Linked DNA regions of Homo sapiens: region 1 is linked to region 2. Evidence: chromatin loops called from intact Hi-C (ENCODE). Cell type or tissue: B cell. All regions are shown on one strand. Links, peaks and the distances in the headings refer to the core of each region. The heading gives the core; the rest is flanking DNA. Region 1 has its middle 100 kb from the start of LINC01896. Region 2 overlaps CTDP1-DT (CTDP1 divergent transcript).

What was found. Hi-C counts contacts between places; a loop is a spot of excess contacts. Peaks named below come from ENCODE experiments on the same cell type or tissue, not always from the same donor. Only the 100,000 strongest peaks of a DNase experiment are listed, where the experiment ranks them.
Region 1: a loop joins it to region 2, with 22 times the contacts of the local background. A loop is called at or near these places in 4 of 110 quality-filtered maps.

The regions. Positions count from the first base shown.
Region 1 is chr18:78,872,887-78,878,263 of GRCh38, forward strand. No RefSeq gene overlaps it. Among named protein-coding and RNA genes, the nearest start is that of LINC01896, 100 kb to the right of the region's middle. In B cell, for the core only: CTCF peaks have their summits at 2,811 (motif pointing right) and 3,035; no DNase peak of the experiment used is centred there.
Region 2 is chr18:79,641,119-79,646,495 of GRCh38, forward strand. CTDP1-DT (CTDP1 divergent transcript) reads right to left here. Exons shown (of 5, transcript NR_136643.1): 3 at 753-1,021; 4 at 50-181. Among named protein-coding and RNA genes, the nearest start is that of CTDP1-DT, 36 kb to the right of the region's middle. RefSeq lists an enhancer at 3,848-4,362. In B cell, for the core only: CTCF peaks have their summits at 3,137 (motif pointing left) and 3,338; DNase peaks (open chromatin) are centred at 2,143 and 3,083; H3K4me3 peaks cover 981 bases; H3K27ac peaks cover 997 bases.

The DNA of each region.
Region 1 (5,377 bases), core at 202-5,201, 770 kb before region 2:
ACAAGGTTTATCCATCTGAGTTTATAATAAACAGGCAAATACATTTGCCAGGATATCTACTTCCATGACCAAATGGTGGTACTTCTTTCACCTAAACCATTTAGCTAAACAGTGTCACCGTCATCATTACAGACATTTGGCATATAAAAAGAAGGTCTAGACATAACAACATCATAAATTTTCTTTTTCTTTTTTTTTTTTTAATTTTTGAGACAGGGTCTCACTCTGTTGCCTAGGCTGGAGTGCAGTGGTATAATCAGGGCTCACTGCAGCCTCAACCTCCTGGGCTCAATCGATCCTCCCACCTCAGCCTTCTGAGTAGCTAGGACTGCAGACACATGCCACCACATCTGGCTAATTTTTTTATACATGTATATTTTTAGTAGAGATGGGGTTTTGCCATGTTGCCCAGGCTGATAAATTTTACTTCTTTCTTTCTTTTTTTTTTTTTTTTTTTTTTTTTTTAGTCTCCCTCTGTCACCCAGGCTGGAGAGCAATACCACAATTATAGCTCACTGCAGGCTGCAGCTTTGAACTCCTGAGATCAAGGGCTCCTCTTGCCTCAACCTCCTGAGTAGCTGGGACTACAGGCACATGCCACCATGCCCGGCTTGTTTGTTTGTTTTTTTGTTTTGTAGAGCTGGGGTTGTTGCCCAGGCTGGTCTTGATCTCCCATCCTCAAGCGATCGTCCCACTTCAGCCCCCCAAACTGCTGGGATTACAAGCATGAACCACCACTCCTGGCCAATTTCCTCTATGTGCATATTTTCCTTCCTAAGCTAAAAATTAACATCATTTTTATGTACTAAGCACTCCTAATAATGAAAGTTAAGAGGCCAGGAGTGGTGGCTTACATCTGTAATCCCAGCACTTTGTGGGGCTGAAGTGGGAGGATGGCTTGAGCCCACAAGTTTGAGGCTGCAGCGAGCTATGATGTAGCACTGCACTCCAGCCTGGGCAACAGAGCCAGACTCTGTCTCTAAAAAATAAAATAAGAAAGTCAAATAAGAAAACATTAGGTCAAGAACTAGAACATCAATAGACAGAAGCCAGTTTTCTAAACGGTCATGGACATGTTTCATGTCTGCAAAAGTTACCATATTGTATAAACATAGAAGAAATGATCATGAAATAACAAAGCTTAGACAAACGCACTCTGATTAACAGACACCATGAGCCCTGGCTGCTGAAGCGGTTGCTGTGGGCAGCCTCGTGGTTTTCCCCCTGGTTTTGCCTCACTCAAAGCATTTTTAGGGTTCCCCTTTTGTAATTGTCTTCAGAGTCAGTTAGGAAACCAGTTTAGAAAACCCAAGTCCCTTATTTTATGACTATACTTATATTTTTACCAAATTGGTTATGCAGCTCACATACTTACCCTACTCATCATACTCCATTCCAAAGAACTTGAGTCACTCACATTAAATCACTTCCATGCAGAGGCTCACACGTCTTGGCCATCAGCGAGATGCAGAAGGGTGAGCTGCAGGCCATGGAGGTGGCTCAAACACAAACTGTTCAGTATTTTCAAGCAATACCAGGTTCTTTTGACCAAATGAACAAGTAGGCTCTGGGAGTGACTTTCCTAAAGAAGGCATTATTCTGATTCATATACATTCTGTATGTGTTTCTAGTCAGACCTTCAATGCCTTCAGAAGGCCTACGTGCTAGGGAGACAAATATGCCATCCTAATTTCATTTCAAGATTTGAATTACTTTTGTTATAAATACAAAATTCTTATGATTTTATTGTTAATAATAAAAGTACTGACTGCTATGTAACAGCATTCACCAAATGCTCTGCACATATTACCTCACTTAATCCTCACAACAACCCTCTGAGACGGGGATCACTATCTTACGAAATTTTTCTTATGAAAACACTGAGAACAGAAAGATTAACAATCTTTCCCTAGGTAGCACTGCTTGGAAATTTCAGTGCCAGCCACCAGTCCTAGTGTTTTGGGTGCAAGACCTACATTCTTAATTCTCAACCACTGTGCTTAGCTGGATGTGGATGTGGACGGTGTGCCAGGTATGAGATGGCGACCAGAAACAGTGAAGGTCTCACAATCGCGGACTGGCATTTCCGTGGAGGAAGAATAAAGCAATGACAAGGCTGGCAAGGGACTACAGGGTCCTCGGTGAGTGAGGACAGCAGTGTGGGGATGTGGAGCCTGTTGGGGAGGAAGGAGAGCTGGGGCCCACCTTGACTCTGCACCAGTACGGGTGGAAAGGGACAAATCGGCTCCACAGGCCCCCAAGGCCAGGCAGCAGCTGACATGCTTGTTGAAACCCTGCCCTGTGGAGCTGCATCCCCAGGGCACTGTGTGGTGTGGCAGCTGATTCTAGACCTGGAGAGCCTGACTGCAACACCACGGCAGTTCTCCAGCTGCAGGAGGTGTGGGAGGTGGCATCACTGAGCCTCTGTGACCTTGCAGGTACAAGGACCTTCAGAACACGGCCTCCCCTACTGGGTCTTGGGAGGGCTCAACACATGGCCTTCTCTGAACAAAACTCAGCAGAAATCATGCTGAATTCCGGACTATGTTACCGGGTAGTATGGTGCAACTCTTATTCATTCAACAAACAATTGTGAAACAGGAAGAGTGCATTTGGCCCAAAAATAACCCCTAGATCAGCGCTCTCCTAACAGAAAGCCGGATGCCCAGCCTCAGCAGAAACCAGTGGGGCTTCTCAAAAGAAACACTTCAATTCAGCTCCATGGAACTCAGTTAAATCCCTTTATAACAAATCTCAGGCAGAAGCACTCTATAGAAGGAAAGGACAATCTCTCTCCTCCCAGCAGAGGGCGTGCTGATGGCAGACGGTGCTTGGAGCAGCAAAGTTAAGGAGACTGAGGCCCTTGGAGTTTGGGGTTTGGTTTGGTTTGGTTTTTAAGCTTTTTTTTTTTTTTTTTTTTTTTTTCAGATCTTAACCTGTATAAGGCTTGGGAAAGCAATAGCCAAAAAAGACAAAACTAGAGCTTTGTGTGGTGACGGCATCATGTCCGCTGACAGCGTCCAACCTCCCTTCATGGGATGCTCAGTGAAGAATGTGTAAAGTTCAAAGCAGCCCGGGGGCAGCTGCCCGCCTGGAGCGCGTCTGGACCAAGTTTGGCATCCGTGTGGCTGGGCCGGAGTGCAGAATCTCAGGGTGGCTGTGGCTTGGCCCATCCCGTTCCCCAGGCTCCAAAAGACACCACAAGGAAGAACACCAAGGTGTGGCGGCCCTACCGGTGTTTAGCGCCTGGCCACAGCCACCAAGAGTTGTGGCGGCCCTACCTGTGTTTAGTGCCTAGCCACAGCCACCAAGAGTTGTGGCAGCCCTACCTGTGTTTAGCGCCTGGCCACAGCCACCAAGGACCCCCTGCTCGCTTGAGGAAGAAAGGATTCTAAGTTATGGTGAGAAAACCTGCATTCTCAGCCCTTCCACTGAGTTAGCTGTGCGTCCTCGGCAGGTCCTTGAGCAGCTAAGAGTTACCTCCTCTACAAAACAAAACCACTCACGTGAAGCATGGCGTCCAGGCAGGGCTGCTGCGCCCTGGTGAGGACAACTGGGGTGTGCACCCGTTTCTAAGCCTCCTGCCCCTTCTCGGAGTGCCACCTCCTTCCCTGCGCTCCGTCCTGGGTCCACTTCCCAGAGGCCCCCCTATCTGCTGGACACCATGTCCTTCTCGCTCCCTGCCCTGAGCTGAGTGCACTTGAGGGCTGCCTTGCAGTTTACACATTTTAACAGGAGGCTTTTTTTTTTAATTCTAAAAAGCCTGTAAGTTCAACATAAATTAATATCTGAAGAAATTGTTTCCAGAATATGGCAGGATATAAAGTAATATTTTGGGTTCAATTTAACAAATTTTAAAGAACACTCTACACAATGCTCTAAATATTTCAAGAGATGAATAGCTTAGGGTTCTCTACCCTCAGAGAGTTTTCAATTCGGTGGAAGGCAGTTGGGTGGGGGCAGGGGGACGAGATACCACACAAATATGGGAAGCAAAGCAAGATAGAGCCACAAAAGAAGAAAAAAAAATATTTCAGGAATTCAGAGGCCAATGATTCGCATCCAATGAGTTGGGAAAAGCAGGAAGTTTCCAAAGAGGCTGACCTTTGAAATTGGCCTGAGATTGGATAAGACTTCCTAAGTGAGCCGGGGCAGGAAAGGTGGTCGGGGACCCAGGCAGATCCCACGAGCAGGGACGTGCCTGCTCCTCAGACCTCACAGCGGGCCACAGCGACTCCACCCACCTCTCCCATGGCAGGTACAGCTAAGAGATACCACTTGCTACAGTGGTTTATACTGGAGAAGACTCGCTGCAATCACAATCTGATAGGAAAATGCAGTTGGTGGAAATAAAGCAAGAAACCTCAAAAATCACAGATGAATGAAAAGTACATGAAGCAAGGTTTTGCAACAAGCTGTCTACATTCCAAGGCCCCCAGAGCATTCATTTGGAAACAGACGGGCGTCCATACGACCGGTTTTCTCAGGGAGTTTCAAAGGAAGCCCTGCTTTTGTTCGGATGTCCTACTTAATTAATGCAAAAGGGAAGATGTGCTGTGTTACCTGCAGTGAAATGCTCAGTTCTGCATTTCACAGATACCACATATCCTCAACCACGGGCAGTACACGGGAAGTTACTCACTTTGCACCTATTAAGGCTAAGTAGTACGCAATTTGCACATTTCATGGAATTGTACAAATATTTGGCATCATTATGAGCAATCTTTAAAAGTGCTCCATTAAACTCAGCTTCTAATTATGATGATCGAGGAGGAAGGCTGTGGTTTGCAGCAGGAATTGCAGAGATTGTCATGAAGGGCATCTGGTTTAGAATTCAGCTTAAATTCGGAAGACACACACTACATTTAGTAACATAGCCCGCTGAGGAACACTGATGGAAAGCCTGGGAAACCATAAACGGTGCTCGCATTTCTAGAGTGGAAAATGTTCTAAAGTTTGTTCACTGCAATTCACATTGTATTTTGTAAGGTTTCTTGGTTCTCATTCAAGGCACCAAAAACACAGCAGAGAATTTTATATTAATTGGAACATTAATAATGCATTTCTAAAGCAAATGATGTCTTTCGGATTTCAAAGGAAATTTCAGAAATGTGTGGCCAAAGTGTTCTCTGCAGCTCAGCGGGCTGAGCCCATCATCAGGGATTCATGCGAATGGATTTCTTCTGGAGATCCATTGGCACTAAATAAATTGGTGGATAAAGTAAATGCATTCACGTAAACCGGTTTGATTAGCACCTCTCGCCCTTCTAAATGAAGGAATAATATCCTGTGATTCTCTAACAGACGCTATTTCAATGGTGTCTGTTCAACATGCACAGAATCCCTTAAAGATTACAATTGTATTAAAAGCCCCAAA
Region 2 (5,377 bases), core at 97-5,096:
GTCTCTATGGACCTGTGGACTCCAGGGACCTCCTGTGAGTGAGACTCACACGTGATTGTCTTTACTGGGCATGATGTCCCCAAGATTCATCCATGGTATAGCCTGAGTCAGATTTTCCTTCCTTGTCCAAAGCTGAATATTCCACTGTAGGACGGATCACGTTGTGTGGGTTCATTCCGCCCTGGATAGACACGTAGGTGGTGTGTGCCTTTTGGCTTTTGTGAACAAAGTTGCTGTGAACATGGGGGTGTAGGTGCTTCTTCGATATCCTGATTTCAATTATTTTGGGCCTATGCTCAGCCTTCACTGTATTTTAACATGATTTTATCTTTCTTTAAGCGACTTTTTACATACGTCCATAAAATTTTAACTTGTTTAGTTGAGCGGTAACTGTAATTACAGTGGACCCTTGAGGAATGCAGGTTTAAACTACATGGGTACATTTATTAAGCCAGTAGTTTGCACATGGCAGGTCCTCCTGGCTGCAGGGACTGAGTGTGGGGACTGGTCCCATATTCGAGGTTCTGGGACGCGTCCCCCAGGGACATCAAGGGACGGACAACTGTGCCATTTTTCATATTTGCCACCAGCACCATCTCTAACTGGGTTTTCTGCTAATCAACGCCCCTGATTGTCAGGAGGAGAGGAGACCGGGCAGTGAGGCCCCAGTGCAGACCCCGGGCAGGCTGGGCTCACTTTAGCCTCCCCAGGCTCCCTCCCAGCCTCCTGGCCTCGGGTTCCAGGCCTCTTACCATGAGGACGATGACAGGCCCGGAGCTCCCGTTCTGATTTAAAACTGCGGACCCAGCCGAGACCCTGCAGGGCCTCCAGCCCCACCTGCTCCTTCCAAGCCCGGTCTCAGCCCGGTCAGCGCCGCCCCCTCCGCCCTGAGGAGGAACCTGGCCCTTCGGAAGTCTTCCACTGTGTTCTCTGGGGAAACCACGGCGCCTCTCTTGCCAAAGCCTGGTTCCTTCTCTCCCTCTTTACCAGGCTGGGTTTTGCCGGCATTGTCTGTCGGATGCTATGGAGATGGGAAAATGAATTTCATCTTTCATCTTGCACACACCTGTCTGAAGGCCCAATGTTGCCCTGGTGTGGGGACAGCGAGGGGCAAACTCGAGAAGCCCCTGTGGACGCACAGGTGGCCTCGTGACACCCCCAGGGGAGGCGCCCCAGACCCCCCCCCCCCGCCCGACGCCAGAACCCACGGGGCGGGGCCTCGCCTGGAATGGGGCATCCTCTCTAGAGGACTTGGGATACCTCGAACTATGCAATGCGGTGTAAATACTGTTTACACGGTATTTTATTGGGTTTTTTTTATTGTTGTATTGTGATTTTTCTTCCCCTCTGGGGTTGGTGGAACCCTCAGTTGCAAACAGGAATGCAGAGGTGGATGGTGGTTCCACGATTTGGAAATCATGAAAGACTACAGAGTCCTGCCAGCTTCTTGGTAGAACTTTGTTTTTTATAAGCTCGATAGAAGATCTTATTAGCTTGATGATTCTTTGAGACCAGGTGCTATTCTTATCTAATTTATTTATTCATTTATTTCCTCAACAAATATTTCTTAAATGACTTTTATATTCTCCCCCAAGCATCTTAAGCAGATGCTTAATAATAGGAAATAACACTCCCTTTATACAATAACATTACGCAACGCCATCATTTGTTCTCATAAAGGCAATTAGTGCATGAATTTCCACCCCCACCCTCAAAAAATTGCAACACTGTGTGCGGTGGAGAAATCCTGGGCTGTCTCAGGTTTCCTCACTCCACACTCTCCCCAAGACAAAGTGGGTAGTTACCGCGCTAGAAGGTGGCCAAGAGCATGTGAGTCTACAGGCAAGTACCTTACTCTCCTGGGGTGAAAATAATTCGGAGAAAGTAGAATATATGAAAAGAAAGTGTGGAGTTAAAGAACCAAAGCTCACAGACCATCTCCCCAGTAACCAGAGTTACTTAAATGCTTTGAATGCCACTTCTCTCATCTAGAAAATAGGGGTGAGGCCTCTAACTTCCCAGGACTGCCGCCCACGTCAAACCCTACCCCGAGCATGTGAAGCCTCTGAGGCCTGCGATTTTGGCTGACAGAGGCACAGGCGGAGGCCAGGGCAGCGTGGGGAGCAGGAAGCCCCCGTGGCAGAACAAGAAGCTCCCCGTGGGGGAACAGGAACCCAAGCCCCATGGGGGAACAGGAAGCAGGTGAACTTGCTGCCTCCCCTCCCAGCTGGTGCGTCCCCAGCAGACAGAGGCCCCAAAACACCGAGTGACTCAACCTACAATCAGGCTTGTTTCCAAAACCTTGATTTCCAGGTTTCAAAATTGTAAGCTAAGCCCCGTCCATGGCCATGTGCCGCCCAAAGACCCCCCTCAGCCCCTCAGCCTGTATTCTTGCCCCCATAACTGCAAGCACTGCCCGGGATGGCCAGTTCCATAAAGAGCCAGCTTCCTGATTGCATTATCCGAGGACGAACCTCCCCAGGACTGAGGAGTTCGTCCCCCGCGGCTGATCACACAAATGGATCAAGGGCCTCCTGCTTGGAGGCCGGAGGGGAGAGCAGGTGAGACAGAGTCATCGATTCCCAGGCAACGTGGAGCACACATCTGCGCCTGGAAGGGGGCTGTCCCATTCTCGTGGAAGTCAAGGGATTTTTACTTCATCCTCCCACAGGCATCCTTCCTGCGCTGTTTCAGAGCCTAGAAGCTGGGGTGCCCCACAGGACTTGGCCATGTCTGCACCTCAACCGACAGTCACTTAATATGTTTCTCGAATTAATTTTAAATGTAATTTTGCTTTTCCACTTAGGCTCATTGTAAGTAAAACGAGTGACATCATGGACTAATGTGCCTGTTATATTACTCTCTGTAACACATTCGAATTAATGTATAATAATACGTAAGAAATAACTAGTAAAATAAAGAACGTGTGTGCACATTCTTCCTAAAGAGCCTCTCTTGCACGGACAGGACTAGGCATAAGGTATTTGGGGAAACTGTCTCGCGAGAAGTGAGGGGCGGAGGCAGGTGTCCGGAGGCCTGCAGGTGCCACGGGGCTGAGGCCGGCCTCCTGCGCGGAGTCCCTCCCTCTGACCTCCCCGGGGTGCGAGCCCCACCTGCAAGGCGGTGGAGAGACGTCTCCATCTAGTGGCCGCCTGCTTCCATTACACTGGGAAGCAAGTTCCTGACCCTGAGGGTCCCGGGTTCCTTTTGGTGATGAAAACCCTCCGGAACTGAATAGCGGTAATGGCTGCACAACCTTGTAAATATACTAAAAACCCCTGAATTGGGCATTTTAAAGGCATGAATTATATGGTACGAGTTATATCTCCATTTTTAAGAGAACTTTTGTGAAAGGTTTCAATATATGAGCAGAAAAACCTTGTTCACGTCTTCTTATGGTGAAATGAAAGCATCTGAAGCACAGTGAGTGTGTCTTTTTTACTTTGTCCAGAAACATGAAGTTTAAAACATCCAGGGACCACAAGTCTTCGAGATAGAAATGTTTCATTTGTGCTTTTCTGTAAGCCACAGCTATAGTTACTACTGAATACCATTCTTCCAGGACCCTTTTATCTGATATTCTAATAAGTTGTTTCTTTTTAAAGGCACTTCTCCCTAAAAAGTGTTCTCAGGCTGCAATTACACGGATCTGAAGTGTGCGGCATACGGCTTTGCTCTCACTCTGCAGTGGAGCTTGTGGGTGTGGTGAAATGATGATGTTTTATTCTAAGGGGAGGCCGAGAACCATCTGCTTCTCGACGGAAACCATGTGTTATTACAAGACGCTACGTCAGGCGTTTTAACATGATACACTCCTTGCAATTATACTTACTAAACAGAACACCACTGCAGAATTTCCCTAATGTTCTCCTCACACACCAACTCAAGAATCTTCCCCTGCACCTCAAATGGTGCAATTATTTTGTAAAGGTCTTTGTCAGTGGATTCAAAATAACCAGAAACAATAATGATTATTATTTAGAATTCCAGTGTAATTTTCCAGCTGAGATGCAGCCTCAGGTGTGGACAGAGTGGAAAATGAGGTGATTTGTGTCCAGCCCGTCTTCAGGGAGGGGAGACCCTGCTACTGGCTCCTCATTGCCCGGCAGGGAGTGTCCTCCCCCAAAAGATGCTGGAATGTGGCTCCACGGGAGCCATGAATCCGTGTGACCCTAGGCTCGTCACTGTCACAGTGCACATTTCATGGCCTCAAACGGGTCTTCCTTGTGTGTAAACTTCAGAGAGAAAGTGCCTTCATGGGGTGAACACAGAAGTGCCACCCCAGGAAGCCTCTGCTGCCCAGCAGCAGGAAGGGGGGTCGAGTCTGAGGCCCCAAGGAAGGAGGAACTGAGCTCTGCTGTAGGGAGCCCCGTCCAGGGATGAGCAAGGCGGGAGGGGAAGGCCGGGAAGCGGCCAGGGAACTCTCTGAAGGCCGCCTTCACTCTGGAGCCTGGCCGAGGCTCAGCTGGCTTGACCACGCTGCGATATGCATCTCCCTCCGCCCAGCCCTGATTCCTCTCCTTTCCTCACACAGCCGTTGACCCTAAACAGATCTCACCTGCAAAATCCAACTGCATGTCAGCCACAGTCTACAGTGCACAGTGGAGACCTCAAAGACAGGATTATTCAGCCCAAAATGTTACTAGCGCTGTGGTTGAGAGATCCGGAAACAGGCTGACCGCGAAGAGAGAGGAGGCACAGTTAGTAAGGCCGGTGATGAGAGGGAACATCACCACCTCGTGCTAAGGGAATGGTATGAGCAAACATATGCCAATAAAGACGAAATGCAAAAATGCCTAGAAAGACACAAATGGCCAAAACTGACTTGAGAAGAAATGGAAAATCCTAATAGGCCTACGACAAGTAAAGACATTTAAAAATCTTCCCAAAAGAAAAGCCCTGTCCCCAATGGCTTCATTGGTCGACTTTATCAAATATTTAAAGAAGAAAATAATACCAATTCTACACAACTTTTTCAGGAAAACAAAGAGTAAGTAATACTCCCCAATTCATTCTATGAGGCCAGGATCACCCTGATACCAAAGCCAGATTAAGCATTACAAGAAAACTTCACACCAATATCTTCCACAAACATAGATACAAAAACCCCTAACAAAATATTAGCAGACCAAATGCAACCACATATAAAATGGATTATAAACCAGGATCAATTAAAGTGTATCCCAGAAATCCAAGATTGGTTTAATATCTGCAAATCAGTTCATCAATAGATATGAAAAAATCATTAACAAAATCCAATACCTTTCATGATAAAAACTCACAGCAAACAAGAAAGAAGGAACGTCCTACATCTTTTAATGGACATGCACAAAAAACCTACAGCTAACATCATGGTTAATCACGAAAGACTGAGGGC